2 separate regions of the Mus musculus genome follow, and region 1 is linked to region 2. A link is a loop called in an ENCODE intact Hi-C map of the cell type or tissue named here. Cell type or tissue: left cerebral cortex. All regions are shown on one strand. Each heading gives the region's core, and the rest is flanking DNA. Links, peaks and the distances in the headings are about the cores only.

Region 1 (16,302 bases), core at 8,755-11,254, 420 kb after region 2:
ATACAAGAGCAGCCACATTCACTAAAGAAACTTTAGTAAAGCTCAAAGCACACATTGCGCCTCACACAATAATAGTGGGAGACTTCAACACACCACTTTCACCAATGGACAGATCATGGAAACAGAAACTAAACAGGGACACACTGAAACTAACAGAAGTGATGAAACAAATGGATCTGACAGATATCTACAGAACATTTTATCCTAAAATAAAAGGATATACCTTCTTCTCAGCACCTCATGGTACCTTCTCCAAAATTGACCACATAATAGGTCACAAATCAGGCCTCAACAGATTCAAAAATATTGAAATTGTCCCATGTATCCTATCAGATCACCATGCACTAAGGCTGATCTTCAATAACAAAATAAATAACAGAAAGCCAACATTCACATGGAAACTGAACAACACTCTTCTCAATGATACCTTGGTCAAGGAAGGAATAAAGAAGGAAATTAAAGACTTTTTAGAGTTTAATGAAAATGAAGCCACAACGTACCCAAACCTATGGGACACAATGAAAGCATTTCTAAGAGGGAAACTCATAGCTATGAGTGCCTTCAAGAAAAAACGGGAGAGAGCACATACTAGCAGCTTGACAACACATCTAAAAGCTCTAGAAAAAAAGGAAGCAAATTCACCCAAGAGGAGTAGACGGCAGGAAATAATCAAACTCAGGGGTGAAATCAACCAAGTGGAAACAAGAAGAACTATTCAAAGAATTAACCAAACGAGGAGTTGGTTCTTTGAGAAAATCAACAAGATAGATAAACCCTTAGCTAGACTCACTAAAGGGCACAGGGACAAAATCCTAATTAACAAAATCAGAAATGAAAAGGGAGACATAACAACAGATCCTGAAGAAATCCAAAACACCATCAGATCCTTCTACAAAAGGCTATACTCAACAAAACTGGAAAACCTGGACGAAATGGACAAATTTCTGGACAGATACCAGGTACCAAAGTTGAATCAGGATCAAGTTGACCTTCTAAAGAGTCCCATATCCCCTAAAGAAATAGAAGCAGTTATTAATAGTCTCCCAGCCAAAAAAAGCCCAGGACCAGACGGGTTTAGTGCAGAGTTCTATCAGACCTTCAAAGAAGATCTAACTCCAGTTCTGCACAAACTTTTTCACAAGATAGAAGTAGAAAGTACTCTACCCAACTCATTTTATGAAGCCACTATTACTCTGATACCTAAACCACAGAAAGATCCAACAAAGATAGAGAACTTCAGACCAATTTCTCTTATGAACATCGATGCAAAAATTCTTAATAAAATTCTCGCTAACCGAATCCAAGAACACATTAAAGCAATCATCCATCCTGACCAAGTAGGTTTTATTCCAGGGATGCAGGGATGGTTTAATGTACGAAAATCCATCAATGTAATCCATTATATAAACAAACTCAAAGACAAAAACCACATGATCATCTCGTTAGATGCAGAAAAAGCATTTGACAAGATCCAACACCCATTCATGATAAAAGTTCTGGAAAGATCAGGAATTCAAGGCCAATACCTAAACATGATAAAAGCAATCTACAGCAAACCAGTAGCCAACATCAAAGTAAATGGAGAGAAGCTGGAAGCAATCCCACTAAAATCAGGGACTAGACAAGGCTGCCCACTTTCTCCCTACCTTTTCAACATAGTACTTGAAGTATTAGCCAGAGCAATTCGACAACAAAAGGAGATCAAGGGGATACAAATTGGAAAAGAGGAAGTCAAAATATCACTTTTTGCAGATGATATGATAGTATATATAAGTGACCCTAAAAATTCCAACAGAGAACTCCTAAACCTGATAAACAGCTTCTGTGAAGTAGCTGGATATAAAATTAACTCAAACAAGTCAATGGCCTTTCTCTACACAAAGAATAAACAGGCTGAGAAAGAAATTAGGGAAACAACACCCTTCTCAATATCCACAAATAATATAAAATATCTCGGCGTGACTCTAACGAAGGAAGTGAAAGATCTGTATGATAAAAACTTCAAGTCCCTGAAGAAAGAAATTAAAGAAGATCTCAGAAGATGGAAAGATCTCCCATGCTCATGGATTGGCAGGACCAACATTGTAAAAATGGCTATCTTGCCAAAAGCAATCTACAGATTCAATGCAATCCCCATTAAAATTCCAACTCAATTCTTCAACGAATTAGAAGGAGCAATTTGCAAATTCATCTGGAATAACAAAAAACCGAGGATAGCAAAAACTCTTCTCAAGGATAAAAGAACCTCTGGTGGAATCACCATGCCTGACCTAAAGCTTTACTACAGAGCAATTGTGATAAAAACTGCATGGTACTGGTATAGAGACAGACAAGTGGACCAATGGAATAGAATTGAAGACCCAGAAATGAACCCACACACCTATGGTCACTTGATCTTCGACAAGGGAGCCAAAACCATCCAGTGGAAGAAAGACAGCATTTTCAACAATTGGTGCTGGCACAACTGGTTGTTATCATGTAGAAGAATGCGAATCGATCCATACTTATCTCCTTGTACTAAGGTCAAATCTAAGTGGATCAAGGAACTTCACATAAAACCAGAGACACTGAAACTTATAGAGGAGAAAGTGGGGAAAAGCCTTGAAGATATGGGCACAGGGGAAAAATTCCTGAACAGAACAGCAATGGCTTGTGCTGTAAGATCGAGAATTGACAAATGGGACCTAATGAAACTCCAAAGTTTCTGCAAGGCAAAAGACACTGTCTATAAGACAAAAAGACCACCAACAGACTGGGAAAGGATCTTTACCTATCCTAAATCAGATAGGGGACTAATATCCAACATATATAAAGAACTCAAGAAGGTGGACCTCAGAAAATCAAATAACCCCCTTAAAAAATGGGGCTCAGAACTGAACAAAGAATTCTCACCTGAGGAATACCGAATGGCAGAGAAGCACCTGAAAAAATGTTCAACATCCTTAATCATCAGGGAAATGCAAATCAAAACAACCCTGAGATTCCACCTCACACCAGTGAGAATGGCTAAGATCAAAAATTCAGGTGACAGCAGATGCTGGCGAGGATGTGGAGAAAGAGGAACACTCCTCCATTGTTGGTGGGATTGCAGGCTTGTACAACCACTCTGGAAATCAGTCTGGCGGTTCCTCAGAAAATTGGACATAGTACTACCGGAGGATCCAGCAATACCTCTCCTGGGCATATATCCAGAAGAAGCCCCAACTGGTAAGAAGGACACATGCTCCACTATGTTCATAGCAGCCTTATTTATAATAGCCAGAAACTGGAAAGAACCCAGATGCCCCTCAACAGAGGAATGGATACAGAAAATGTGGTACATCTACACAATGGAGTACTACTCAGCTATTAAAAAGAATGAATTTATGAAATTCCTAGCCAAATGGATGGACCTGGAGAGCATCATCCTGAGTGAGGTAACACAATCACAAAGGAACTCACACAATATGTACTCACTGATAAGTGGATACTAGCCCAAAACCTAGGATACCCACGATATAAGATACAATTTCCTAAACACATGAAACTCAAGAAAAATGAAGACTGAAGTGTGGACACTATGCCCCTCCTTAGAAGTGGGAACAAAACACCCATGGAAGGAGTTACAGAAACAAAGTATGGAGCTGAGATTAAAGGATGGACCATGTAGAGACTGCCATATCCAGGGATCCACCCCATAATCAGCTTCCAAATGCTGACACCATTGCATACACTAGCAAGATTTTACTGAAAGGACCCAGATGTAGCTGTCTCTTGTGAGACTATGCCGGGGCCTAGCAAACACAGAAGTGGATGCTCACAGTCAGCTAATGGATGGATCACAGGGCTCCCAATGGAGGAGCTAGAGAAAGTACCCAAGGAGCTAAAGGGATCTTCAACCCTATAGGTGGAACAACATTATGAACTAACCAGTACCCCTGAGCTCTTGACTCTAGCTGCATATGTATCAAAAGATGGCCTAGTCGGCCATCACTGGAAAGAGAGGCCCATTGGACACGCAGACTTTGTGTGCCCCGGTACAGGGGAACGCCAGGGCCAAAGGGGGGGAGTGGGTGGGTAGGGGAGTGGGGGTGGGTGGGTAAGGGGGACTTTTGGTATAGCATTGGAAATGTAAATGAGCTAAATACCTAATAAAAAATGGAAAAAAAAAAAAAAGGAAGTGTAAAAAAAAAAAAAAAAAAAAAAAAAAAACAAATTACTATGCCAGTGCACAGTTCCAAGAAATGAAAGTTTTTATTCTATATAGAGCACCTGTATAAATCACATAAATATTATCTCCACTAGCATTCTTATCTTTGTATCACCTTTTCAAAATTCTTTGCTCAAAAGAAGCTCATCTGCTATTCAGTTTGCCTTTCTTTAGGTTAGTGAATAGTTCTTCATCCGTTTAACATTCATTTCTCATAACTGTTCATTTATGTCCTCTCTCCATTTTTCTATTGGCCTTTTGAAAATCTATGGTTCAGTTTTTAAATATGCTTTCATGTTTCCACTTTGAGGCTGATGACCAATTGTCTCAGGCTATCAAAAAGGACTAAAGTAGTGAGCAGTAAAATATGGCTTTTCCCATGGCCTTATTAAAATTAACATAAAGATTTAAGTGAGATCAAATGTATTTCCTCCCATATCATTTATCCATCTAAGTAGGGTATGAGACATACTCGGTTAAAGTAGTTCACTAAGAACATGTGGCATATGTAAAATTACCCTCTGCAATTACATGTAATATACTATCACTGTAAATGTCTATATTGTTAGCATCAATTCTTATGGTTTTAGAACTAATAAGTGCTACCCCTTCCACTTGAATATATGCATAACTTTAAAGATTCACAATCAAACTAAGAAATATTTCTTCAGCATGGTGACTGCTGAAGAGGCTTATGACTAGTTATAAACCTTTGGTGAGTCTATACTTAGAATATCAATTGCAGGATCATGAAAAGGTAATTGAATCAACACTAATTAAGGTATACTATTAAAAGACAATTTTTACTTTCCAAGGGACATTATACTCATAAGAAAGCACAATAAATTTTCAATAATCTGAAATTTGTTTTCAGAGGCACAGTCTTCTATATTCAGAATAACTAAAATATACTGTAAAATAGCACTTCAAATAATTGTATGGTATAATTTCCCATGTGTATAGAAAAATTAATAGGAATTTCTTACATTTACCACTCTAATCTAGTTATATGAATACAAGAATTGCAATAAATGAATACCTTGTTAATTACTTAGGAAATTATTCTGTTAACATCTGTGATGGTTTCCCTATTTCTTGATTACTTTTCTCTGCATTTTATTTATTTATTCCTTTTTATTTTATACATTACATTACAACTGCAGATTCTCCTCCCTGTTAATTAAGTTACATGTCTGTTTCCTAATCTAATCCCTGGATATTTGATATCTAATTATCAATATCATTGTTACCATGTAAAATGTTGCATAATCAGTTGGTATACTGTTATTATAATATATTAAAATATTCTGTTTCACATTGGCCTATATCATATTTAATCGTATGGAGGGAAAGTATGCTCTATGATACTGTCAAGTTAGAACAAAACAACATTATTTCATAAAAAAGAGTTTGAATAGTTTTATATTATTATTTAAATTGTGTGTATATGGAATATGCTTATAAGTAAGATCATGCTTGTGGTCTCCTTTTCTAAATGTGCCCATAGAAGTCAGAGGTCTGCATAGACATTTTTTGTGACATTCCACTATACTTTCTATTGCTGTGATGAAACATGATCAAAGCAATTTATCAGACAGGATTTTGTTTTGATTTCTCTTTGTTTGTTTGGTTTTTGTTTTTGTTTTGTTTTGTTTTGGTGGGGCTTTTTGGTGCTTAGTTTCAGAGAGTTCGAGTACATGAACATCATTGTGGGGAGCATGGAAAAGGTAAAGGTAGGCATGTACTTTGAAGAAAAATTGATGGCTTACATCTTCTTCACAACCATTAGGGAGTGAGAGACAGATACTGAGGTATGTATAGGCTTTGAAACCTAAATCATGGTTCACGGTCATACCTTCTCCAAGGCCATGCCTCCTAATCCTTCCCAAATATTGCCACCAACTGGAAACCAAGCAGTCAAATATATATACGCCTATGAGAGTTATTCTCATTCAAACTCCCAAAGACTTCTTCCATTGAACCTGGAGTTTCCCAATTCTGCTCAACAGGCTGGCCTAACAAGATTCTCAGAAACACTTAAGTCCATCTTTCATAATTGGGATTACAGACATATACTTCCATGCCTGGATTTTACATGACTATAATACACTAAACTTAGTTCTTGGTAGCAAGGACTTTACCAATTGAGATGTCTCCTGAGCCTCCATAATAATAATTTATTTGCAAATAAAATTTTTCTTTATAAAACTATCCCTATTAAAGCCTTGCTAAAAGGAAGACAATATTGGACTCAAGAGAAAAGAAAATGACGGAATACTATAACCTCAATCCTTTTTCCATAATTGAGGTAAGTTGAGAGGAAACATAACTGTACTGAGGCCAATGTTGAATATTAGAATCTGGATAGAAAAATATAAACAAAGTGAAGCTTCAGTCTTTGTTCTATCATGGAAATAAACTTTTGAGAAAATGCATTTTAATTTTTAGTTGTGACGGCTAATGAAGCCCCACCAATTCAAGTGATAAACTGAAAATGACTTCTTTCCCCCTTACCAGTGTGGTATTCATGGACATTTATGTTTACTTTTGAAGTAACAAGCAGCTTAATCCTACTTTGCTGAGCTGTATGTTGTTACACAGCATGTGAAGTAGGCATTGCAGTTCTGTGCCTCAGGTGCTCTTTGTAAATGCAAAGTACTGCAGGTCACAGGTGAAACATGGATTGATGTGACCATGAGTCCTGTGAAAAAAAGCACAGCCTTTCTGTGTGTTCATGGATAACTTGGAACAATAGGCACACACATGTACAGAAAGTTTACAATAGCATTCTATATCTTGAGCCATATATTCTATCATTTACATGTTTGAATTCTTTACAGAATGTTTGATCTGTTAAACATCTTCCATCCGTCTATCTTGTCAACTGCATCTTTTGAAGAGAATGGCTGTGAGATCAATGCCATCTTGTCATTCCTCCTTTTCTTGTATACATAGCAGAAGGAGGATAGAGGACTCTGAAATGGCAGTTCTGCTTGGATGCCCGAGTAGCTGGAAAGTGCTAGGCTGTGACTATGTTGCTAGGAAGCTGCTGCTGTTCTCTCAGTACAAATCAGCCACTCCTTCCAGTCGATCAGATAAACAGCCTTGTTGGGCTAGCTAGGGATTTTGCCTTCCTGAGCATATTTAATCAATATGCATAGCCTTTCTTACCATCCTACCTTGTCCTGTACTTCTATATTTCTTCTTTGATAAGAAATAATCATATAGAATTACAGAAAAGATGATTTCAAAGAGGAAAAAATCCCTCCCATGTTTTTCTCATTCACATAAGCATTGTCTGTCTTAGAACATAATCTTTTCCTCTCAGAATCCATTACACAGAAGGATTTTTCTCCTTTTCCTTCTTTCTTTTTTTAATTCTCTTACCCAAGAAAGGTGTCTGCAATTGAGTCAAAATTATTCCACTGAAGCCTCAGGGCAGCTGCTAGTGTTAAGTGGGTGAGTCATAGAGTGGTCCTTGAATCTTAGCAAGTGGTGGTGCTTGTGGCACATTCTGCTTCCACAACTCACTCTCAGGGAAAGAGGAAGATAACGTAGGGGAACGCTTCTGACAAATATACAGAACAAAAGAAATGGATGACACTGTGGTGTGCTGGCTGTAGCTTGCCGTACAGTCTAAGCTGCAGTGCTCATCCACACAGGTTTCTGCTTGGTTCAAAGGAACATTTGGAAGGAGGACTATATCCCTAGAAATACAGAATATGTAAGCAAGAAGTTTAGCTTTTAATTTGTTTAATTTATATAAAGGTCACCATATTCCATAGAACATTCCCAAGACATTAATGAGTACAGACTCACTAATATTTGCAGATAACCAACCACTAATCCAATATTGAAGTTGAATTAGTTAGAGTTAAGAAGACAAAGTCTCCACCTCTGCAGGGCAGACTACATTCAAAATATCACAGTTTAAGAAAGTAATTTATTGATAAATATATTGTAAATGACAATATTTTATAATAGTTTTTTAACTCTTTACAACTGCTTACACAGAACTCACATCACAAGAGTCCATATCAACTAATCCATCCAATCTATTGAGTTCTGGGACTGTGGGCTTTACTGGGCATAGGAATTTCAGGATCCAGAGCTTGCCTATGAAACTTGTTAACTGATCTTGGACAGATCACTCTTCCCAAGCACATTATTCCCAGACAGAAAGGAACGGCACCACAGGCTAAAGCAACGCCCTCAGAACCCAACTCCTTCTCTTCATGTCTCTACCCTCCTGCCATTCTGTGGAGAGTCACATACAATGCCGCAAACAACATATTAAATAGTTTGCTACGTTCCAAGGACCATGATGAGCCTGACATGACCCTGAAATAGAAATCCTCAAACATGACTTTCAAACTGATAATATTTTTAGACTATGTACTGTAAGAATATTACATAAGCTAATAAGCAATATGGCCTGATCAAGGATCCCTTATATTCTTTCTCAAATCTACTTGTGACAAGAAGCCCATCCACAGTTTATTTATATGATAGCAGGCTAGAAAAGAAAATGACATGTTGTTTAAGAAGTGGGATGACCTGATTTGGATCTCATGGTCCAGGAACACCCCTAAATTGTGATGGAAAGGAGACAACTGCATCCAGAAGGGTCAGAATATACAAACCAATAGCAAGAGCTATGTGCCAATATTGGGTGTTTTTAAAATATTTATTGAAAATGGATTCTTCTTTCTCACAATACGCCCCGCCCACAGTTCCCCTTCTCCCCCTCCTCCCTGCTTTGTCTATGTTCCCAATCACCCAGGTCCACTCCCCTTCTGTTTCCTCTTCAGAAAACAGCAGGCCTCCAAAGAGCATCAAACAGGACAAAAAGAGATACAATAAAGACAAGGCAAAGGCTGTCCTAGCCAAGCTGGCCAAGGTAATCCAAGAGGAGGAAAAGAGTCTTAAGAGCAGACAATAGAGTCAGAGACACGCCTGCTCCCACTGTTAGCAGTCCAACAAGAAAACCAACTAACAGCCATAACATATGCATACAGGGCCTGCAGGCTGTGTCCTTGTCATTTCTATCTCTGTGAGCCCGATCTCTTAATATTGAAATCAACTTTGTTCATTCATTTTATGTGTATAAGTCCAAGGTAAGTTGAGTCTATGGAAGATGATCAGCAAAGTTGAAGTGGAAAGGCACAGCTTCCTTTATCTAGAAAGTTTTGATAAGAAAGAGAAAAGGCCAACTGAGTTAAGTAGTGTCCTTATGACAAGAATGGTTTTTGGCCATCTGTCACATGTATATCATGCCACGACAAACACAGAGAAACAGTTCATAGTGTGGTACTTTCAATAACTGTGGAAGTTTAAATTTAATTCTGAAAGGAATGGAGAGCCACTGAGTATATTTAAAAAGAAAAATGGCATTCATTATGCAAAGTCTGTGACTGTAATAAAAGCCAGAAATAGGAGGTTCTGCACTGGCTCTGGTTACCTTTGCAAGCAAAAATATAATGTCACCCTGTTTCAATGTCTAGTGGGAAGGACATGGTCTTGCTCATGCCTACCAGCTTATAAATGCCATTCCTGACTTTCTTCTTCATTTGCGTGTGTTTTGTCTCTCTTCTATCCCCAAGTGGATTGCAAACACAGTTTATCTAGGCTGGCTCTGTGGTGGCTCCATCTTTGGCCTAGAGGAGACTAAACTTGTTGCCTGGCTTGTCTGGCCACAGTGTGAGAGGATATGCCTAGTCCAGCTGAGACTTAATGTGCCAGGACCACTTTGAACCCGTGGAAGAATTCCCTTCTCTAAGGTGAAGGGGAAGTGGTAATGGGGAAGGAGGATTGTGAGGGTGGGACTGGGAAAACAGGTAGGAATGGGGCTGGGAACAGGATGTAAAATGAATAAATAAATTAATAATGAAACTTTTGTTTTAAAGAATGAGTTCTAATTCTTGTGTTCCTTGTAACTAAGCTTTGAGTTTAGAAATTATTATTCATCTGTCTCTTTTTCATATTGCTACCCACTTTCCTGGAAGCAAATACAAGCGTGGAAAGGTGTGGGCTCTCTGACGTGCTGCAGTTTCTTTCCTAAGGAGGAATACGGCATTTAGGACTGTGTGGCGCCACCTGGTGGGAGATGAAGTAATAGCTTTTGATGAGTATAGGGCACATTGCAACCTGATGCTCTTTTTTTTCTTTTTTGTCTATAAAATAGTTCATATTTTTTTATTAGGTATTTTCCTCGTTTACATTTTCAATGCTATCCCAAAGGTCCCCCATACCCACCCCCCCCAATCCCCTACACACCCACTCCCCCTTTTTGGCCCTGGCGTTCCCCTGTACTGGGGCATATAAAGTTTGCAAGTCCAACGGGCCTCTCTTTGCAGTGATGGCCGACTAGGCCATCTTTTGATACATATGCAGCTAAAGACAAGAGCTCCGGGGTACTGGTTAGTTCATAATGTTGTTCCACCTATAGCAACCTGATGCTCTTGTAGCTCACACCACAACTAAGAGGATTTGTAAAAGGGCTATTTTATTTTGTTTTTGTTGTGAAAGTATGATTGTTAAAAGTAAAATAGTTTCTCTCTTCAGAGACTTGAAGTTCTTATCATACAGCTCTTACACTTCCTTAGTTAGAGTCACGCCAAGATATTTTGTATTATTTGTGACTACTGAGAAGGGTGTTGTTTCCCTAATTTCTTTCTCAGCCTGTTTATCCTTTGTGTACAGAAAGGCCATTGACTTGTTTGAGTTAATTTTATATCCAGCTACTGCACTGAAGCTGTTTATCAGGTTTAGGAGTTCTCTGGTGGAATTTTTAGGGTCACTTATATATACTATCATATCATCTGCAAAAAGTGATATTTTGACTTCTTCCTTTCCAATTTGTATCCCCTTGATCGCCTTTTGTTGTCTAATTGCTCTGGCTAGGACTTCAAGTACTATGCTGAATAGGTAGGGAGAAAGTGTGCAGCCTTGTCTAGTCCCTGATTTTAGTGGGATTGCTTCCAGCTTCTCACCATTTACCTTGATGTCGGCTACTGGTTTGCCAGAAGCTGGAAAGAACCCAGATGTCCCTCAACAGAGGAATGGAAACAGAAAATGTGTTACATTTACACAATAGAGTACTACTCAGCTATTAAAAAGAATGAATTTATGAAATTCCTAGGCAAATGGATGGACCTGGAGGGCATCATCCTGAGTGAGGTAACCCAATCACAAAAGAACTCACATGATATGTACTCACTGATAAGTGGATATTAGCCCAGAAACCTAGAATACCCAATATACAATTTGCAAAACATATGAAACTGAAGAAGAACAAAGACCAAAGTGTGAACACTTTGCCCCTTCTTAGAATTGGGAACAAAACACCCATGGAAGGAGTTATAGAAACACAGTTTGGAGCTGAGACGAAAGGATGGACCATCTAGAGACTGCCATATCCAGGGATCCATCCCATAATCAGCTTCCAAACGCTGACACCATTGCATACACTAACAAGATTTTGCTGAAAGGACCCAGATATAGCTGTCTCTTGTGAGGCTATGCCAGGGCCTAGCAAACACAGAAGTGGATGCTCACAGTCAGCTATTGGATGGATCACAGGGCCCCCAATGGAGGAGCTAGAGAAAGTACCCAAGGAGCTAAAGGAGTCTGCAACCCTATAGGTGGAACAACAATATGAACTAACCAGTACCCCCCGGAGCTCTTGACTCTAGCTGCATATGTATCAGAAGCTGGCCTAGTCGGCCATCATTGGAAAGAGAGGCCCACTGGTCTTGCAAACTTTATATGCCTCAGTACAGGGGAACGCCAGGGCCAAGAAGTGGGAGTGGGTGGGTAGGGAAGTGGGGGGAGGATATGGGGGACTTTTGGGATAGCATTGGAAATGTAAATGAAGAAAATACCTAATAAAATTTAAAAAGTAAAATAGTTAGCTTTTAATTATTTAATGACAATAATATTACTCAGAAAGCAGTAACTTCTTTAACCAAAAAATAAACAAAAAAGCAAGCAAGGAAGGAAGGAGGAAGGAAGGAAGGAAGGAAGGAAGGAAGGAAGGAAGGAAGAAAGAAAGAAAGAAAGAAAGAAAGAAAGAAAGAAAGAAAGAAAGAAAGAAAGAAAAAAAGAAAGAAAAAAGAAAGAGGAAAGAAAAGAAACAAACAAAAACCTCACAATTTTAACTAGCGCTTAGGTAACATAGAGACTACATGATATTCCCCCCCACACACACACACACCCGGGTAAGGTTTCTTGATATGGAATCGTAATTACTGAAGCCTTTCCTTACAAACAAGCTATGAAACAGTTCTCTTTATCTTAATGCACAATTCAAATTTGTATGATCATTTGCAGCTCAACACATGAGTTGTTTTATAGCACGCATTAATTCTCCTCATTACATACATTCAAGCACAAGCGATAATTCGGTTATTTACATACTTTGCTTAGGTGTTTGCATAGAAAATAGAGGCAAAATGAACAGAAAAGTTTTGAATTCAAGACAAGGCAAATTCTTTTCTTTCTGAAATGGTAGGAAAACATTGCCCACCAACCATGATTGAATGTGTGCACGATGTGGCATGTGGTGTTTTAGATTTTGTTGTTTTGATCACAGCGTTCTCAGTTTGCTGTAACCTTTTGATGGGTTGGTTGGAGTAGCTTATTGGACGGGGCTCAGTAATTATTGCAGTGAGTATGCTTAAGGAGGGAGGGAAGCCTCAGACGCTAGCAGCTATGACCCTGGGGTCGGGGAAGAACCCCGGCATCCCTCCATCTCCTGCTCCTCGCAGGTAATCCTGCAGGTTGTGCAAGCATCAGCCCGGGAATCTTGGCTAAGAAGACGCGGTTGGAAATCCGTAACATTGAGATAAAAGGAGTGACATAGAAGAACACAGCCGTGCTTAGCATTAAAACATCAAACTGCAGCATTCGTGTCTACTGTTCTTAAATAGTGTCCACTGTTCTACAGACAGCTAACTGTTGCGATTTACCATCAGTTTTTTTGAATAAATGCTTTCATTATCTAAGTATCTGAAGGAGTTATTAGAGGAAACTTCAGAAATAATATGGACTTTAAAAAGAAATTTTACATCTTAAAAATCAAAGAAAATATAAATAAATATAAAACTACTGCATTTCTTTAAATTAGCTGGACTCTGATTAGAAAATTCTAGTTCCTCTCATCTCAATAAAGAAATGCATATACTGAAAACGCCTTAGTTTCTCCTCTTACTCTTTTTGTAGATGGAATTTTCCTCTACAAATAAATGTAGGCTCTGGTACTAGAGTGGAACAAAAGAGCTCGCTTTTCTAAAGAATTGCTTACTTAACAGTCTTTTGATAATTTAGACATCTGGACAGCTGTGTTTAATCTGTACTTAGTTTGACTCTACTTACATTCAAATTCTCTCCAAAATTCCAAATGTAAACCACACACTCACACAATTTTATATTTTAAATATTAAATTCTGTAATGATTCAGCAAATTTAAACAAGATAGCTGGAGCCTGTGCCTAACTTCCAGAAATGCATCCATGGTTCCTGCAAGAAGAAACATTAACATGCAACATACTTGCTAACCAAGCTACTAAACACTGGCTGAGACTTGCTTCAAAGGAGAATAGAATTGATGATGTACCTCATGGAAGTTTAGAATAGAATGATCTCTATTCACTGACATTCTAATGTAACTTTTTTCACAGGCCTCTCAGTTTATTTTTTTTATTATTCATGCTTTTATATGATGTATGTGTGTGTGTGCATGTCTGTGTGTGGTGTGTACATGCACAGTTTAGAAAGAAAGTTTCAGAAATTAGTTCTTTAGTTCACTTCTACCGCAAGTTCTGGGAATGAAGCCGGGTCCTAAGGCTTAACATAACCTCAGAACTATCTTGTTGGCCCACACATAATATAATTAAACACACACACACCAAAAAAAAAAATCCCACAAAACCTCCAAAGTATGGGCCCAACCAATAACATCTGAAAATATACTGTTGAAGCTGCTTTCTGTTTAGGTGAGGAATATCTACTATAAGGGAGAAGCTGTGATTAGCACAAGCAGCGTGATCTCAGGATGGGGCTCAATAGCATATAAACTTTTATAAGCTGATTTTTGTCTTGTACAAGTGTCTGCTCTCAGGCCGCACTGAAGGCCATCTTGAGATAGGATAGCTTTTGCTTTAACAAAAATAATATTTGAGGGTCTGGAGAGATAGCTTAGTGGTTAAGACTCGGGTTCAATTCCCAGCACCAACATGGCAACTCAAAACGTTCTGTAGCCCCAGTTCCATGCAATCTGGCATACTCACAAACATACAAGCAAGGAGTGTGCCAATGTATATAAAATAAGAATAAATAATTTAGAAAAAATGATATTTGAAATAGATGCATCCATTTCATTTAGATATGTTTAATCCTATGTGTTCATCATACCTTAAATAATTATTAGCATATAAAAAACAGTAGGAAAACAATTTACCGCAAGAACTTGTTGAAGAGGAATTCTAGCCTTCACCTAGTCTCTTTTACTGCTAAGAAGATTCAAGGAGTCCTCTACAAAAGTCCTCAGTTGTAAATTAATGGTATCATTATATATCAGTTCTTCTAACTCTTGTTGGATCTACACACTGAGAACCAGAGGCAACTACTGACGTCCTCACTACAAAGATATGATTAGACTTGATGGTCCTGCTTTAGGAACAAGGACTGAACAGTCTTACCAAACTGACATAAAGTGAGTCTAATCAAGTAGCAAGACACAACTGTCACTTTCCAGGAAATGTCAACCCCACAAAAATGGACAATAAGCATCTAATCAGTAAAATCTTAGTGTAACATAATTGGTGCAGGATCTTCCCCAAATATATTGTAAATAAATGAAATGAATGAAAGTAGAGGAGTAGAAATATTGAAAGGCCATTATACTTGTTGTAGCAATGATGTGGTATACCCTAGCTGGCCTCAGGAGAGTAGCAAGTTTGTACAAAAAGTAAGTGATTATTATAGTAAGATGATGTATACCAGGCAGGACGGAACATGTTCAGGTGTGTTGCTAAGGTGAACTGAAGGACAAGCTTGTGAAGATGATGTGCAGTGTATAAGTATGGTACTGTGAACTGAAGAACAGAATGTATATGTATGGTACATTGCTTGTGCATATTAGTGTGTGTGCACATGTATGTGTAGGCATACTTGTTCAGGTGGAGGCCAGAGATGAGCGTTGAGTATATTCCTTGCTTTTTTTCATCCTTATCTCTTGAAACAAGGAATCTCATGGATCCTGGACCTCAACAATTTGCAAGGCTGGGTGGCAAATGAGCTCTGCAGAGCAATCTGTTTCTGATCCACTGTGCCCCTGTTCTGGGTTTACTTCTGGCTGCAATGGATAGCTTTTATGGGTGTTCTAGGGATCTGAACTCTGGTGACCTGCTTGCTGAGCAGAACTTTACTGACTGAACCACCTCACTATCCCTGGAAAGTTATACTTTAACCCAGTTGCTAGTTTCACATACAATAACCCACTCAACTATGTGCTTACTTAAATCCTTCGTAGTGTTTATATACGGCTCTTATTTTATGTAAGAACCCTACTAACATAAAGACAATATGTATTTCTCCTCAACCTGTGTACAAATGATATTTTAAATAATTATGAGCATTTTTGTTTTTTGGATTATAAAAATGTTATATTATCTAACTTTACCCAATCTGTGCAATACTGTTAATTACCTCAATTTTGCATTTCTCCCTGATATTTCATGATAGGTAATTCATTTTTTGTTATCCACAGTAAATCATACATAAAACATATTTATGACCATGTAGTTTTATTAAACAGGTTGACATCTTAAATTGCCTGTCCTCCTGACCTTCCCCAGATTTCATTTAAAATAATAATGAAACAAAAAGACAACTTAAGGCTCCTCATCCTTATTGCTTTGTTATGCAATAGAGTCAGTTAAAACAACAACAACAACAACAAAAACCTGTTTCCAGTCTAATAACGAATTTCCCAGCATGAACCAAGGCTGTGCTGTAGTTTTAAGAGTAGGCCATTCATTGATTATTTTTTTTCAGCACATGTCACCCATGCTCTTGAAGCCAGCACTAGCATCTTCAAGGATCCAGTTTAA
Region 2 (16,302 bases), core at 9,101-11,600:
AAGCAATATGTGGTTTTGGATCTTTGAAAGGATTCGATCGGGCTGCTCCTTCATAGGCCGAATCCCCCGGCCTCTACCATACCCCGTAATCTTTTCTTTTGCGTCTGTTTCCTACCAACTCACGATCCTCTTTAAAGCTTCTGTACCTCAAGGAACTGAATATTTAAGCATAATTGAGGAAACTGGACAGGTAGTTCGTAAACATGAAGTTATTCTTGCGCATTAGAGAATGATTTACCATTCGCTGTTCTTGTCATTTCCACTAGATGCGTTTGCAGCGTAGCATGCAGATTCTGGCATGATTCAATGATACCAACACCACTTACCCTCCGTGTCTGCTGCTCCCATTCCTGGCTGTTTCACAGGGTCTTGGCCATTCTGTCCCATCTTTCCTCTGTTTCAAAGGGAAAAAATGGCATCTTTAGTTATAATCCCTCAAATACAACGAGGCTTAGCTTGAGGCAATAAAATGACATTGTTGTACTCAGAGTCAACAGTGGATCATTTGTATGGCAAATGTGCAAGTAGTTAATTGTGCTATATTGCATTAATTTTAGAATGGGAACTTCATTAATATTCCCAATCAGTCTAAATATAATATCACAGAGATCAACACATTTTATTTATAAACTCATTTATAAAAAAGTTGAACTCATGAATTTGGTAGATTTCTCCCATCTAAAAAAACCTTTTCAACATACAGACAACTTTTTAAAAATGCTCACGTTAACAGGAAACCACATGATTCATATATATGTATATGTATGTGTATATGTATATATATATATATATATACACACATATATATGAACTAAATCCAGTGAAACACTTCTTAAACATTTATCCTTGTTTTTAAGTAACATAAGAAATATATCTTTATCAAAACAAAGTGTTACACGTTCTTTAGTAAAAAGGTAAGTACTGAATTAAATAACACATGGAAATAAATTTTAACTTAAATAGATATTTCTTAAATGAAAACAAGTGGCTAATAGGTATAAAATTCAACATTGCTAATCACCAGGTAACACATCAAAACAACAATCACATATTACATTATTCTAGTAGAAATGTGTTGACATATTAAATTCTGTCAAGAGTGTGGAACAGAGAGAAGACATATACACTATTTTAGGAATTTTAATCAAACTAGCCATTTAGGGGTTATGGACAGTATAGACTTTCATCAAAAATTAAAAGTACATTTTATCAGAGTGCCATGGTCAATGCAGAGACTCATAACACCTCAAAGTACTGAGACTAGGACTACCTAGCCTTAAATGTTACAACTGCTTCACTCACCTTAAGTAGGGTGAATAGACTATACAAGCCAGAGGATGCCCAGAAATACTATAAAGTGCTATCTTCTGGCCATGACACAGTCTTGTTGTCACAAATAGTATAAAATATGGCAAGCACAAAAATACTCAAGTTAATACTAGAATAAAGACTTTCACATTTGATAAAGAGCAAAAGTCATACTACCACATGACCTTACAATCCTACCGGGGGGATATGCATACAGTGGGAATGTAATCAATACATTGTGGATATCTATACTTCAATGTTTATTGAAACTCTGGTTACCATGATTCATAGATACCAGTGTCAAACCCACTGATGTGTCAGTAAAAGACTCTATGAATGCATGAAGAACGTAGGCTGGCTGCACAGCAGGGACTCTATTTAATCATAGACCTAAATGACAATCAGATAACAGAATGGGATCCTGCTGCTTGCAGCAACCAGAGTTAGATTGCAGTGAGGCAAGTGAAATAAGCCAAGCACTGAAAAATAAATATTGTCAGAATTCACTCATAATTACAGCCTAAAAATGCCCATCTCACATATGAGAATGTTATATCATATATGTATATGATATAGCAGAGGCTGTCAGAGCAAGGTGGGAAGCATACAGGGAAGGCTGGTTAATGGGTTTTTGGTGACAGATCATTAAGTTCTAGCATGATATTATACAGCAATCTGAGTGTAACTAATACCAAGAAGGCATTCCAGAAAGTTATAGAGGGATTCTGTGTGTCTTTAGCACAAAGAGTTGAGAAATTCTTGAGAAAATATCTATGATAATTTTGGTTTAAACATTATATAGTATAGATATTTACTCAAATTTTATATGAATTGTATCAATAGGTATACTTTTGTGTCATTTGGAAATTTAATAACACAGGCTTTCCATTCTTTGCCATGAATACTTAAGGTTCTTTCTGTTTTCATGTGTGTTAAATGAACCACTTGAACATCACACTGGTTGTTCTTTGCTTATGGTCTCCTGCCTCTCTCCATGAGGAGTCTAAGTGAAATAACTCAACCTTCTTTCACAAGAGGGCAGTGGGATAGTTCTATGAAAATTGATCTCTGTGCCCGAGCAAAGAAATATTCAATAAGTATATAGTATTAACAATTAGATAATGCACATAGTAATTTTTAATTTAGTCAAAAATTTACCTATGACTTTTAGTTTCTACCTCAAAGGTTTGATCAAGCCAAGATTGGCAGTACTTAAAAACAGTGGTATTAGAACGCCAGCCGGGTGCCAGGCAAAAGGCTGTATGTAGCTCCTCGATGCCCAAACCAGAAGAAAGGTTTCATGACGTACAGTGGATTTTTGGAATTGCCTTTAAACATACTTAGTTCCACCATAACATGATGAAATAAAACCTTAACAGGCTAAAAGGAAGCATAAATTAAAGAAGGCCTCAATAATCGATCTTCCAGACAGTAATTCTGATACAGAATGTTTATTGACAATTCTTTTGTCTACAAGATGTTTCTGATTGGCTGAAATTGTAACTATAAAAATCTAATTATTTACTTTTAGAAACTGCTTAAAAAGGATTCTTCTTGTCACTATACCTGTCTATTCCATACAAGAAAGTAAAACTTTTCTATATGAGAGACAGAGGGAGGGAGGGAGAGAGGGAGGGAGGGAGAAAGAGAGAGAGAGAGAGAGAGAATGAGAGAGAGAGAGAGAGAGAGAGAGAGAGAGAGCTGTGGTGGTTGGTCAGGCAGAACTTGTGAGGGAGAGGCAGACATAACTCTATGAGTTTGAGGACAGCCTCATCTAAAAATGAGTTCCAGGATAGACAAGGATACATAGAGAAAGTCTGTTTTGAAAATCAAAACAAAGCAGAAAACAAATAAATAAAACAAAAGTAGAAAAATGAAAAATTATAAATTATTTTATTTTCAAAGCCAGTTTGTTGGTCTATTATAACAACTTAGGTCAAAATTTAAGCACAGAACTCTATTTAGTAATTATGTAAAACCACATGCATACATGAAGATGATATAATTCTTAACATTTGTATGCATATATATATGTATGTATTCACACATGCATATCTGTGCATGATCTATATGTGTATGTCAATTTTCTCCATATGAATTCATAGTTCCTTTTAAAAAATATAGAACTTCACTTTTATTTTTTAATTTTGCTGTATCAAAGATTAAGCCCAGGGTTAGGGATATTCTAGGCAATATCTCTACCACTGAGCTATGTCTCCTGCTCAGCCATGCACAGAGCTTCAGTTTGTCTAATTGTTTTATTGAGATTAAATTAGTTAGGTTAAATAAACTAATGCAGTTTCTTCTGTTACTGTTAGAGGAAAGGAAAGTGTAGGGCTTAGCTGCAGTATATATGCTAGGAGAACGTATTAAAATGTATCTTGTTGCTAAGTAAAACCCAGTTTTTTTTTTTAAGTAACAGGATCCCTTTAGTATTACCAATATGGTAGAGTACTGAAAAAATGCCATACTATTATTAATTTTTATATTATTTCAAAGTTTATGAAAAGTTATAATTTTATTAGTTTAATTAAAGATAAATCTGAATCATCAATTTTATTTTTTTAACGATGATACCTGAAAGTACTCTTTGCTTAACTGTAAATATTCATCAAAATGTGCAGTAAGTCTTCCTTGTGTGAACTCTGGGAGGACCCTGACACACTGAAGCTAAATGACAGCCAGAGGAGATGTGGCCATGAGTTGTATGAAGCAGGAAATTTTCCTGAATTCCTAGCAAACTGTCTTCAACTCAGAGCATCCAGGTAAGCATAGGCTACATCTGAGATGCCCAAGTCAGTTGCTGAATAGCCATTGCACACCTGTTCTAGGTGTAATAACGTTTGTGCAAAACACCACGAGACACTGAAATGAAGGAACAAGTTCTATTTGTTAATTTATCATGGAAAGATTTAAAAGGCGATTCTTTTTGTGTGTCCATAGGGCGAAATGATTGTCTCCCACACAATTCTGAGAGGCATTTGTTTAATGAGAAAAAATAAAATAAGGGAAAAAAACCCAAATATGATAACCTTTAACCTCTAACATTCAGGCATCAAGGAAGTAAGATATTTTTTCTCTGGAAGTTTTAACTTTTAACATCAGTGTTAAATTGTGTAGTCTGAAATTTATAGTCCAACTCAAAGATTGTTAGAATGTTTGTAGTTCAGTCTTCATAAATTCCTATGATTCTCATAGCCTAGAAAGACATGTAATGAATTTGCTTAAATTACTGTTGTTTATTCCAGCAAAGCTATCAAAGGCAAAATACTAATAAGATCAGATTCTTTTAAGGAGTGATTTCCAATAAATAGATCTGATTAAATATAATCACTTATATTGAATCCCCAGACTAAATTTAAAATATAGAGTCATATAAGAAGTCTCTCAAATGAACTGGTAATAGAATAAGAATTCCTTTAAGTTGGAAATTGTAACTAAAAGCTATAAAAATCAATGCACTATTCACTGTAAGAATCTGGTTGCCATTTTATTTTATTTGATTTTCTTAAAATGAATTCGTATCTATTCGAAGTACAGTGGGGATCAAAGGGAATATTTCCATAATACTTTGTTTAAAAATAATAAATTCCCTTTCCAAAGAATTCTTCCAATTTTGGAGAAGGCTTCACACCACTAGCAAGCATGGAAAGACCTTTCACTGTCCTTTTCGATGCTCTCTGTCACAGCAACTGCACTGTGCCCTGTAGCAAAAAGCAGCGGGAGGCCACAGGAATCGCTGTGTCTATCACAGCTTAGTCATAAAAGGTCATTTATATATACTTTCCATGTGTCATAAAATATCCTCCTTTTTAACATTAGAAATTGCCAAAGGCATGCTTCAAGGTTCTTATAAAAACATACCTTAGGCCATACATGCTGTGGTCTAGTTACAGGTCTGGATATCCTAGCTGTGGTTTCTAACCCACAGATTCGTTCATGGAAAGCAAAACGAAAGGTCTAGAAGTTTAGAGTTTGAGCCTGAAACAGATATAATCTACAACTTCTCCAAATCCATTCTATCACAATCGGCTTAGGTTTTGCAGGTGAGTTATAAAATCACCGTCACGGAGTTTAATATACTATGACTGAGCTATACTCCCAGATCTGGAACAAGTTCTAGAAATCACGGGGAGGGGAAAGACACTTCAGATTCTTCCCCTTTAACTGTGCAGAGCGTTCGAGTTGAAAAGTCTAAGTGATTGTTCCGATTCGTCATTTGTTTCCAAGGATTCTTCAAACGGGAAATTTTCCTATGTTAATGTCAAATAGCGAAGCTGGTGTCTGGTCACTGTGTGATGAACTTTTCAGTGTCCTGCTCTGAACTCCGGGATGGCCTACCTCAGTTACTATTCTAACAGCTTTTATGTTAAATGCAGGCGGTGCAGATGAAGTCATCATGCTAGTAATTTGTATTCATCTTTAGAATGAATTGAAATAAGCCAGTCATCCCTGAACAGCCGACGCTTATGTAGCCACCAGCAGTCCAGACATCCAGGGACACTGATTCAGACCTTGTTCTTTTCCTGTGAAATGTTAAGAATGAGTTACTCACGATGCTGTTAAAATTGTACTTTTGTTTTTAGAAAAGTACCACTTACATCCTTGGGATAGGAAGTAGATTAGGCTCCCCTGCCACACAGCTGCTTCCTTCACTGTCCACGCTATACCCACTGCCAACGCTGCTGCCCGAGGAGCCAGTGGACACGGAGGTCTCTGCAGGCCGGTGGTTGGTAGGCTTTGCTGCATGACGTGGGGAGAGTCAACACCACAGTCAACAAGTGAGCCACACTTTCCCCCTCCAAATGTACAATCACATAAGTGCATAATAGTCATAGAAAGGACTGGCAGAAACAAACATATTCTCCCTCCCTCGATCTGCCTTTCCTTTTCATCTCTTTAGTTAGAAATGCACACTGGCAATAGAGAATTCCTTCACATTTTTACTATGAATGAAAAAAATTTACTGGGAGAAACATCTCCATGTTTAGACTCAGATAGTATGTCATTTTCCCACAGTTTTTGTTATTTGCACAGCGTTACAACAGTGCCGTGGCAAACAAAGGGGAATTTGGGAGACTCAGAAAATATTTTAGGAAACTCTGGTACTAGTGATAACAGAATTAAATAAATTGGGTAATTGCTTACCTATTACTAGTCAATAACCAGATAGTCTCCATAGAAGGGAAATGCATGACCGAATAGATAGTTCACATGTGGCTTGATCAATTCTCCTGGTATTTTAATTTCTGATTTCAATCTAAAGGTGTTTCTTTCCTTTAGGTATTTTGTAATTGATATGGGGTCTTGTTTCAGCATTTTCATGAGTTTGAGTTTTGTTTGTATGAGACCATGTGTCCATAGGGACATTTGTGCTGTACTTTATGCACTAGGAGCATAGCCTTCAAACTGGGCAGAACTCTAGCCTGAAGTGAGTCAGGGAGGGGACTGCCATGCACAAAGAAGGAAGAGAAGAAAGACAGTGTTGGCTCACACTTTGTGAGGAGGGCATTATTAATTTGAAGTTCTTGATGTTCATCCCTTGCCAGAGAGAGTGACTTTTTTTCCTTTCTGATCTATATATACTCACTCTGTAGATACGCTAAATCTGAGCTTTTGTGTGTGAAACAATGTCATCACTAATGATGAGTTTTTAAAGATGGAGATGAAAAGTGATATAATACAGGATCCCAGTTGTTTGTAACCTTCCTCCAGTGCTCTTAATTGGCAAACTCCCAGCTCTTCTTTCTTGGGATTTACAGTCTCTGACTGTTCACTGGTGTCTTTCAGCTTACCTGGTCTTTGACAATGAAGTTATTTGGGTTCTAAGCATAGATGTGTTAGAAGCTACAAGATTAACATCTTTTTCCTCTATAAGCATAGCCCTGTTCCATCAATATAGTCTCTGAGTTGAATGCCAATAGGTGAAAGGTTAACAATCATTTTATATTGTGCAGTATAATTGTATATTTCTTAATAATATATATGAACATGATGATTCTTAGCCTTGAAAACCTCTAACTGGTAAAGTCAAATACAATGAAAACTTAAAGAAATTGCCTAGGAAACTGATGACAGGTAGGGTAGCTATTGTCAGGTCTGGTAAAGTGTTTAGCTTTACCTCTACACCTTTCTGTCTCCATTACATCAATGAGATGTCCTTACAAGCTACCAAATAATTATATATCTATTCCAATGATGGTAGGAATCCTTCCCCAGAACTGGAGAACAAGGAAGAAATTTTCATAAAAGTCAGTTCCTTATTGATATGTATAAGTTGAAAACTGCTGCTTAAATGAAGTTAGGAGTGGCAGTCACCAATAAAATACTAGTTACCTATTTAGGAATAGATTTGTATAAATAACAGGTCTAATTTTTGCTAAATATTTTATTCAGTTTATGTAAAAGAAACCCAGACTGCATATTTAGTGTTAAAGAAATATTTTAAATGGGCCATTTAAAATATGAAGGCATTATGACTAGAATATTAAATTATGAATATGTATACAGTAAAGCACATAGTCAGTGAATAATGATTCAGACTATTCCATTAATTTAGATAAATGAAAGTTGTCATGCTTTAAATTGACATTAAATAATCTAGTCCTGTAGGTTTTTGATAGTGGATAGTACAACATTGAAAGAGAAACACGAAATTCACTAATGAAAAAACAATCCTCATTGTACTGTTTTCAAAGGCAGTGGTAATAAAGATGATAATTTAAAACTATTTAACCTTACTTGTCAAAATAGTCTTTATCCAAGAGCAAGCACACTGCATACAGAACTGCTACCTTATAGAACATATGTCTACATGCCAACCTCAGTTATAAGCTGCTTCATGCATTTGCATTTCTCTCTTCATCAGAACAGCTCCTAAATCTTCAGGATCCATTGTACATGATCACGGATCACTTATGGAGCTGAGCACTTTCTAGTCTGAATAACACTTGTTACATTAATGCTACACCATTGGTAACCCTTAGACATTTGACTTTAAACAGTGATCAAGTATTATCTGATGAACAAATGAAGGAATAAGTGAATAAATGAATAGCAATGTCCGTGTTGCTAAACCAAACACGGAGGATGCCATGAAGAATAACCCAGAAGTACTTCACATTTTAACCATAGTATGTTTTAAAGAAATTATACACAGTTCTAAATAAAAGTCACATCCGATTTAGAAGAATGCTAATTTTGTTTTGTCAAAAAATAAAAACCCTTTGTAGCTTATTAAGCTTTTTGTAGCTTACTAAAATAAATATTGACAATTTTTAATCTGGTATTCCATGTGGAAAAATATAATCAGCCAGCTAGATTTTAATTCTAATGACCTCAAAAATTGGTTTGAATGAAGAAGATATTTATTGCTCATATAGTAAATGCTGAAAGGCCTCGTTCTCTATATAACAAACACTAATAACAGATCATGTATGACATATGAATATTTATGTTGGAATGGTGAAAGAAAATAATATGCATAGTTAAGTTTTGTAGGAGCAATCATCATTACAAATACTAGATTTTATTCATTTCTTATTCTGCTAAACAGACAAAGGGCTTTGAATTTGATTTCAGTCTAGTATTTCTTTGTTTTTCTGCATTTCGACTGAACTAACAGAACCATTAAAAGCTCAGTCTTTCATTATTTTATGATTTTAAAAATATCAGCTTAAAATAGTCTACCTCAACTTTTCCACCCAATTCTTTTAAGCAGAGTTTCAGAAATCATATAATACTGTCCATAAAGATATGCACCTCTATATTGCATAGTAAAATGGTCTTTTTACTGTAGAGGGATTTTAATCCAGCAAAATGGCTGCTCTGGCAGGGGATCATATCCAAAGACATTCTAGGTCTGTGTGACCTGGCTGGAATAGACATATACCCTGAGTATACACTTTTAATCCCAAACAATGACATCTAATTGAGGAAAAGACAAAGAATTAGAAAGAAATTAGCACAGAAAGAATGAGTCAGAAATTGGAAATGCTCAACTTTTATGAGAACAGATAGGAAAGAGAAGCAGCTTGAGAGAGGAATACACATACAGGGCGGGGGAGGGAGAGGGGAGAGAGAGAGAGAGAGAGAGAGAGAGAGAGAGAGAGAGAGAGAGAGGAGGGAGAGAGAGGAGGGAGAGAGAGAGGAGGGAGAGAGAAAGAGGAGGAAGGGAGAGAGAGAGGAGGGAGAGAGAGGGAGGGAGAGGGAGAGAGAGAGAGGGAGAGAGAGCTAGAGAGAGGAGGGGGAGAGAGAGGGAGAGAGAGAGGAGAGGTAGAGAGGGAAAGGAGGGAGAGAGAGGGAGGGAGAGAGCGAGCGAGTGAGAGAGAGAGAGAGGGGAGGGAGGAAGAGAATAGGGAAGAAGGAGGAAGAGAGGGAAGGAGGGAGGGAGGGGGTCTAGATTGAATCAGTCAGTTTGGAGAGGAGTTTCAAGCCAAAACAGCTGAGTTGAACCAGCCAGCCATAGTTCAGAATGATCTAGAAAGAGTTTATTCCACAATAAGTCACGAGATGACAACTGCAAATCGTGAATATTGTTATGTTTTCATTTCACAAGATAATTGAAAAAGAATTAAAAATACCAAACATAGTTTTAAGAATCAGTTTTAAATATCTAGCTTAATTTTGAAATGCTAACTGTGCTAAAAAAAAGTTATCCACTTCTGGGAAGGTTGACTGGTGTACACCTATGATGGGAAAGGTTGCTGATGTAGACAGGACAATATCTGAAAAGGTCCATTCCTTTTTGACACTTATTGAGGAGGCATTTCAGGTAATTACCTTCTTGGGGACAATTCAAAACGTTTAAAAATATTCTTTAACTTCTTCATTGTCTCTAGCTGTCTTATGTTTTGATGTTGTTATGTTTTATTACTTCTTGGTGTCTAATCCTAATTAAATATGATACTGTCTCTTTGACTGCACGTTTGTCTTTAACTAGTTTTCTCTACTGGAATGCCCCGCCCTCTCCAGTAGTCTTGACTATGCAAAGCTATCACTTTAGCTGCCACTAGATGGCAGCGCTACGCTCAGAGACCTCGGCAATCCTATAAGGAACTGGTTAAGAACGCCAAAGGTCACCTACTCCAGAACCATCATTTATTTACCTTTAGGAAAACTAATTTCTGCAAAGACTAATGACTCACTAGATCTTACACTTAATGAGAGGACTTAAAATTGTTAATTCTCTTTTATATTACAATTAGTTGTCACACACACAAAAAAAAACACCTTGAGATTTTTGTTTGTTTGTTTTTCCATAGACTTTACATTCTGTAGATTTAGCCTTGCTGCCCAGAACTTTGTATCTCTGGTCTTATAGCTGGTGCAGCAAAGACTTATTTGCAAATATTTCCAAAACAATTTCATATGCTGGTAATTCATAGCAAGTTCCTGAATTACTTGCCTTATTCAACTCTATCTCTTATCTTTACAGACACAGTCTGTAGTAGTTTAATTATGTTTGAGATTACAAGAAATGAACCAATTTTTTTCGTATAGTAGTATAATGATAGAACAGAACTATTAATCTATTTCTGAAACTATGTGTTCTAAGAATTCTTTTTTAAAAACTTGTTTTAGAGACTTTTTCCTCCCTGCCTCCTTCCCTCCCTCCCTTGTCCCTTTCTTCCTCTTGTTTTTCCTTCCTCCTTCCTTCCCTCCTTCCCTCCTCTCTTCCTTCCCTTCCTCCTCCCTCCCGTCCTTTCTCTCTCTCTCTCTCTCTCTCTCTCTCTCTCTCTCTCTCTTTCTTTCTCTCTTTCTTTCTTTCTCTCTTTCTTTCTTCCCCTTTCTTCCTTCTTCCCTTCCTTCCTGCACTCTTTCCCTCCTTTGTTTCTCCCTCCATGTTTCTGCTGCCATCAGCTTTTGTACCTACTCTTCTGAAGGGTTTTGCAGTTTTATCTCACTTTCTAAAACACTTATTGAATATGGAATTGAAAATATCAGCTTTTAAGTTCAAATACAACTAGGATTATTCAGTATGTCTCCCTTTGAATTTGTCTGAACACATTTTTAAATATTTTTAATTACAGTTCAGGGTTATTAATTCAAGGAGAGATACTTCATTTTATATCTTAGAAGATAAATCTCAAATCAATTCACTGATTTTTTAAATAAAAATTTGAAACATTTTTTGTAGTTTATGAATTAGAAGCTGGCACAGAAAGCGTCCACACTGTTGTTTGCAGTTGGTCACATGTCCCACAAATTTTCACAATGAACATTATTGAAAATAAGCCCCTGATACCTGACTCAATCACTTGTAAATCCTGGAGTTGAACAACTGAAATGAAAATGCCACTGAAACATCTTAAAAAACACTGATTGACTGTATAAAGAGCTTTATACATAATGACTAATGTTATTCATATCACTAGGCAAACCGTGATTCGTGAAGTTCTGCTGTCTTTTCTCCTTATAAACATGGAAAACATAAGTTATTCCATATTCACAGAGTGTCTCCTAGAGATGGAAATGGAGATAAAAAGTATCCTTTGATACTGTCCAGGAAGCTGGAAACACACTTAATCATGTTTACGTGTCCCTGTTTCCATACATACTGTCTTCATGAATGGAAATTTTCGGATATTTGAATGATCAACTTGCTCTGTTTTTACGCAACACTACCATTAACTGGCAGGGACTTCCGATACTCACTAACCACTCAATCTGGCATTAGAGAAACAGAACCAGTGATCCCTTTGGAGTAAAGAATTAAGAGTAAGCTTTAAAGTAAAAAAATGAGAGTGATGTTAATTTAATAAAATGACAGTGAGGAGCTTTTCTAATATAAATTGTACACTATGGCTTATATAATATAGTAATTGCCTTTATCTTAAAATTTTTCTTTCTGTTTTTGTTTTTGCTTTTTGAGACAAGGTTTTTCTGCATAGCCCTGACTTTCCTGGAACTCATTCTGTTTAGACCAGCCTAACCTCAAACTTCCTGCCCTGCTATAATTTTTCTTTTAAGATGTCTTCCTTTTCTGTGAAACATTTAATTCAGAGCTGATTTGGGAAGACAAAAACCCTAAACACAATTTAAATTAGCCCTAGAATCTTGTAATGCATAGTAGAATAAAGTTTGATTGAGATACCTTAAATAAGATCAAGAAAGTCAATTTATTTTATCTTGAATAAATCTAATAATTTTAGCTGCATTCAGGTGACTAGAATGAAGCAAGATTATGTCAAGTACACTTTTGGTTTTTCACTAAGACTTTCATTCAATATTTTTGTCAGTAAAAGACAGATGCTAAGAAGATCATATTTAATTGCGATACTATTACAGTTTCACTTTCATGGGTTGCTCTTAATTTTTTCAATATTGATTTGATTTGAGTTCGGAGAAATATTATCTCTCATGTTTTCCTCATAATATCCTTGAATTACAGTTCCAGACATGTATTTCTGACAACTGATAATCAGAAAGAAAAAAAAATACAGAAAAAAAAGGAGACTGCTTGGCAGTATGCCAGCTGATAGGAAAATACTTCTAGAAACAGCCATAATAAATATTTTGATAATCGAGATGTTATCCTTAAGTGAAATCCATAATTATTACTCATTTATTTACATCTAAGAGTAGTTCTTCTATACCTCAAGCTGAGTTAAGAAGGCACTAAGGCAAACAACCTTGACCTTCTGGTCCTCACGTCCCTCCCATACATCCAAATGTTGTGACCATTTATACTGCATTTATGTTGTTCTACAAGTTGAACCCAGACCATCCTACATGCTGGGGAAGCATTTTACCACATCCCCATCTTGTAATGCATAATATATAAGTGTATAAAATCCAACTCAAAGGAAACAAAGTAGTGCATTTCCAGTAGGAGTGATAAATTAATAATAGTAAAAATAAGTGTGTGGGGTAATACTACACCAAAAACTGAATATTATATTCCATATTGTCTGCATTTATTCAATGGTTGTAAAAAGGAAGCTTAGAAAATATTTGGTAAATGCATGTATAGAACCAGGAGATCTAATATCGTTTTAAAATTTCCAAATGATCATTGTTAATCACTGCTTTTCTGTAGTTGGTTCCAATAGATTGCAGAGAGTATGATAAAGATTCAGAGCTGGGCCAGAATATACAATTGCCTACTACTATTATTTTGCTAAATGGATATAGCATTAGACTGGCTCTTCGAGATTTATCATTATAACTATAGATTAATGGGCCTCTCAACCCTCTTCAAAAAAAAAAGTGTAGTTATGGTAGATGGTGATTAATACAAAGACCCACAACAGGCCAAGACACAGAGCATAGGAGATTGAAAAATGATTAGCCCTTGGTGGGACAAATATTTCTTATTCCCATCTCCCAATGTTCAGAAATCATTGCTGAAGTGAGGGCATAGAACATATACTAGCCAGAGTTGGTGGCTGACCACAGGGAGCCAGTATCTTCTGGACATGGTAGAGCAGCTACACATATGTACTCACAGTTGTTGTGACAGTATGAACAGAGCCTGTGTGATTCAAGCCAGAACAAATTTCCACACAGAGAGGGACATGGGCATAATATTTCACACACATTCAGAGAGTTATTGGCAGTATAAGGAGCATCAGTTTTCTCTAACAGTTGCTGCCCTGTTAAGTCAATCATGCCCCAGTGGAAGGGCACTCATCCAAGAATATTTGTGCAGCACAAATTGGTCTTGATGGTGTTAAAGAGAGGATACAAAATTGGGTGAACGGGGAAGGGGATCTGAGAAGAGATGTAAGAGGAGCAGATACAATCAAAACATTGGCATTATCCAAGACTGTCAAGTAATAACATTTTTAAATACAATTTTATTTTCAGATATTTCTAAAGTTGCTGAAGTTTGATCACATATAAACTTGTCATTGACTACAAAGCAATCTCCCTTTCAGATGAGCTTAGAGAAAATGTAGTTTCTCCTACTTCACAATTCTTCCCAGATACTGATACACTGGCTATTTAATAAATATTGCTAAATGGGATGGGAAAGACTCACGGCAGAGATTTCTGTCTATTTTGTTTGTTGCAGTAATATCACAACTTGAAGATGTTCTGAAATGTAATGTGCTTAAACAAATATATGTATGAATATGTGTAACAATGGGCATGGGAAAATTCTTCTCTCTTTTTACTGGAAGGCAAGAAACTTTCAATGTTGCTTTTTATTCCTTCTTATCGCTGTTTTGAGAGATGTCTCACTCTGTAGCCCAGGCTGGCCAAAACTCACGTTCTTCCATTTTTTCTTCAAATTTGAATCAAGATGAAAATGTTCATTTCTCCTATTTTATGCTAAACCAATTAATTTTCAATAAATAAGATAGGTAAAAAAGACGATACACCCGTCTTTCAAGATACAAACAAAAATGCAATTTATTTTCCTGTTATAATGCACTATCCTATCACCCTGGGCTTGAGACAGCAAAAGATCTGATAGGCAACTGACCAGTCAGAGTTCAGGAAGAAGAAACAATGAATATGGACATATAGTCATAATTTAAATCAACTGATGCCCAGGGAAACATGAACATTTATAAAAAAGTGAAAGACATATTTTTGAAACCTTTAATTATTATAAATTAGTATTAAATGGCATAAGAAACAGGATGACCTGAAATGTACTAGAGATAAATGAGACACAGGAAATTGAGAGTCAAATGAGGTGAGGAGCTCTTGAATAGGAAGCCCTTGCTATTCTTCTTCGGATATTATAAAAAACATGATTGTGCTTAACAATTTGCTTGGTAGATTTTTACACATTGGTGTATCACTAAAAGTACTTAATATTTCTACATATTAAAAATTACTTAAGGGCTGACGAGATGGCTCAGCAGGTAAGAGCACTGACTGCTCTTCCAAAGATCCTGAGTTCAAATCCCAGCAACCACATGGTGGCTCACAACCACTCATAATGACATCTGCCGCCCTCTTCTGGCACATCTGAAGACAACTATAGTGTACTTATTTATGATAATAAATGAATCTTTAAAAAATTACTTAATAATTGACAGGGGAGGGGATCATGAAGTCCTACCCCTTGTTGAGAAGCCAATTGTTGGTTGTTGGAGGAGGGAGATTTGTACTTTTTCAGAGATGTTGTCCTTGAAAACTACTCATGTTCTAGTAGCTGGTCCTACCTACATGAACACACAGGCAGCACTATTTGTTCTCAGTCAGTTTAACGCAGAAAGAAAGCATGTGACATTGGGAGAGAAGTCGTAGAGGGGTAGGGAAGAAATTGTAGGAAGAGAATGTGTGTGTGATATCAAAACATACCCTCAAATGATACATAATCCCATGGGAATTCATATAGGTTAAACATATTGTTATTTAATTGCTAAGTTTATAAAAACTTGCAAAGACTGACATTATTATCTATCCAGTATATGATGCTCTAGTACCATATGGGAACACTGTAACTTCATGGTACAGGAGAAAAAAAAATGAGAATGAAAACTAATATTTTCATATGAAAGTTCAACTTGTTGTACAGAGTGCTAAAAAGAAGTTTTTTACTTTCTTGTGAGTGGTCACTTTAGTGAGAAAAGTCTACAATGATTATTGAGAACTAATAGTTGCAAATTGATATCATTAACAAAAGCTTTCTTGACAGTCATCAATCATTTAACGGTGCCTACCATTCACATTTTGTTTCTTCAGAGCATGCTTCATTAACAGTGTTATGCCTCTGGTGACTAGTCTGTGGTCTAAACTAGAAAGTACATTGAACACAAAAACTGGACTTTTCTACTTGTTTTGAGCAGAATAAAAATAATAACAACTATTGTTATGTTACATCAAAACAGAGTAAATAATGATCACTGGCAGATATAAAAAAATAAAAATACATTCCTAAAGATTTGCTCTATATGAAGCCTTTGAAATATTCTTATAAATTAATAGTTGGGGAGGATTGAAACATTAACCCAGTAGTCATTTACTTAAGTAATACCATGAACAAGAAGGACACATTAAAATAACTAAAATTAATAAAGTACAATAGATTTG

What was found. A loop is a pair of places that touch in the nucleus more often than their neighbours do. Peaks named below come from ENCODE experiments on the same cell type or tissue, not always from the same donor. Only the 100,000 strongest peaks of a DNase experiment are listed, where the experiment ranks them.
Region 1: it touches region 2 in a loop (8-fold over the local background); 13 of 42 quality-filtered maps call a loop at or near these places.

The regions. Positions count from the first base shown.
Region 1 is chr5:14,383,359-14,399,660 of GRCm38, reverse strand. No RefSeq gene overlaps it. Among named protein-coding and RNA genes, the nearest start is that of Pclo, 120 kb to the left of the region's middle. In left cerebral cortex, for the core only: a CTCF peak has its summit at 10,271 (motif pointing left); a DNase peak (open chromatin) is centred at 10,276.
Region 2 is chr5:14,801,359-14,817,660 of GRCm38, reverse strand. Pclo (piccolo (presynaptic cytomatrix protein)) reads right to left here. Exons shown (of 25, transcript NM_011995.4): 21 at 5,910-6,051; 22 at 327-394. Among named protein-coding and RNA genes, the nearest start is that of Gm52805, 97 kb to the left of the region's middle. In left cerebral cortex, for the core only: a CTCF peak has its summit at 10,315 (motif pointing right); a DNase peak (open chromatin) is centred at 10,317.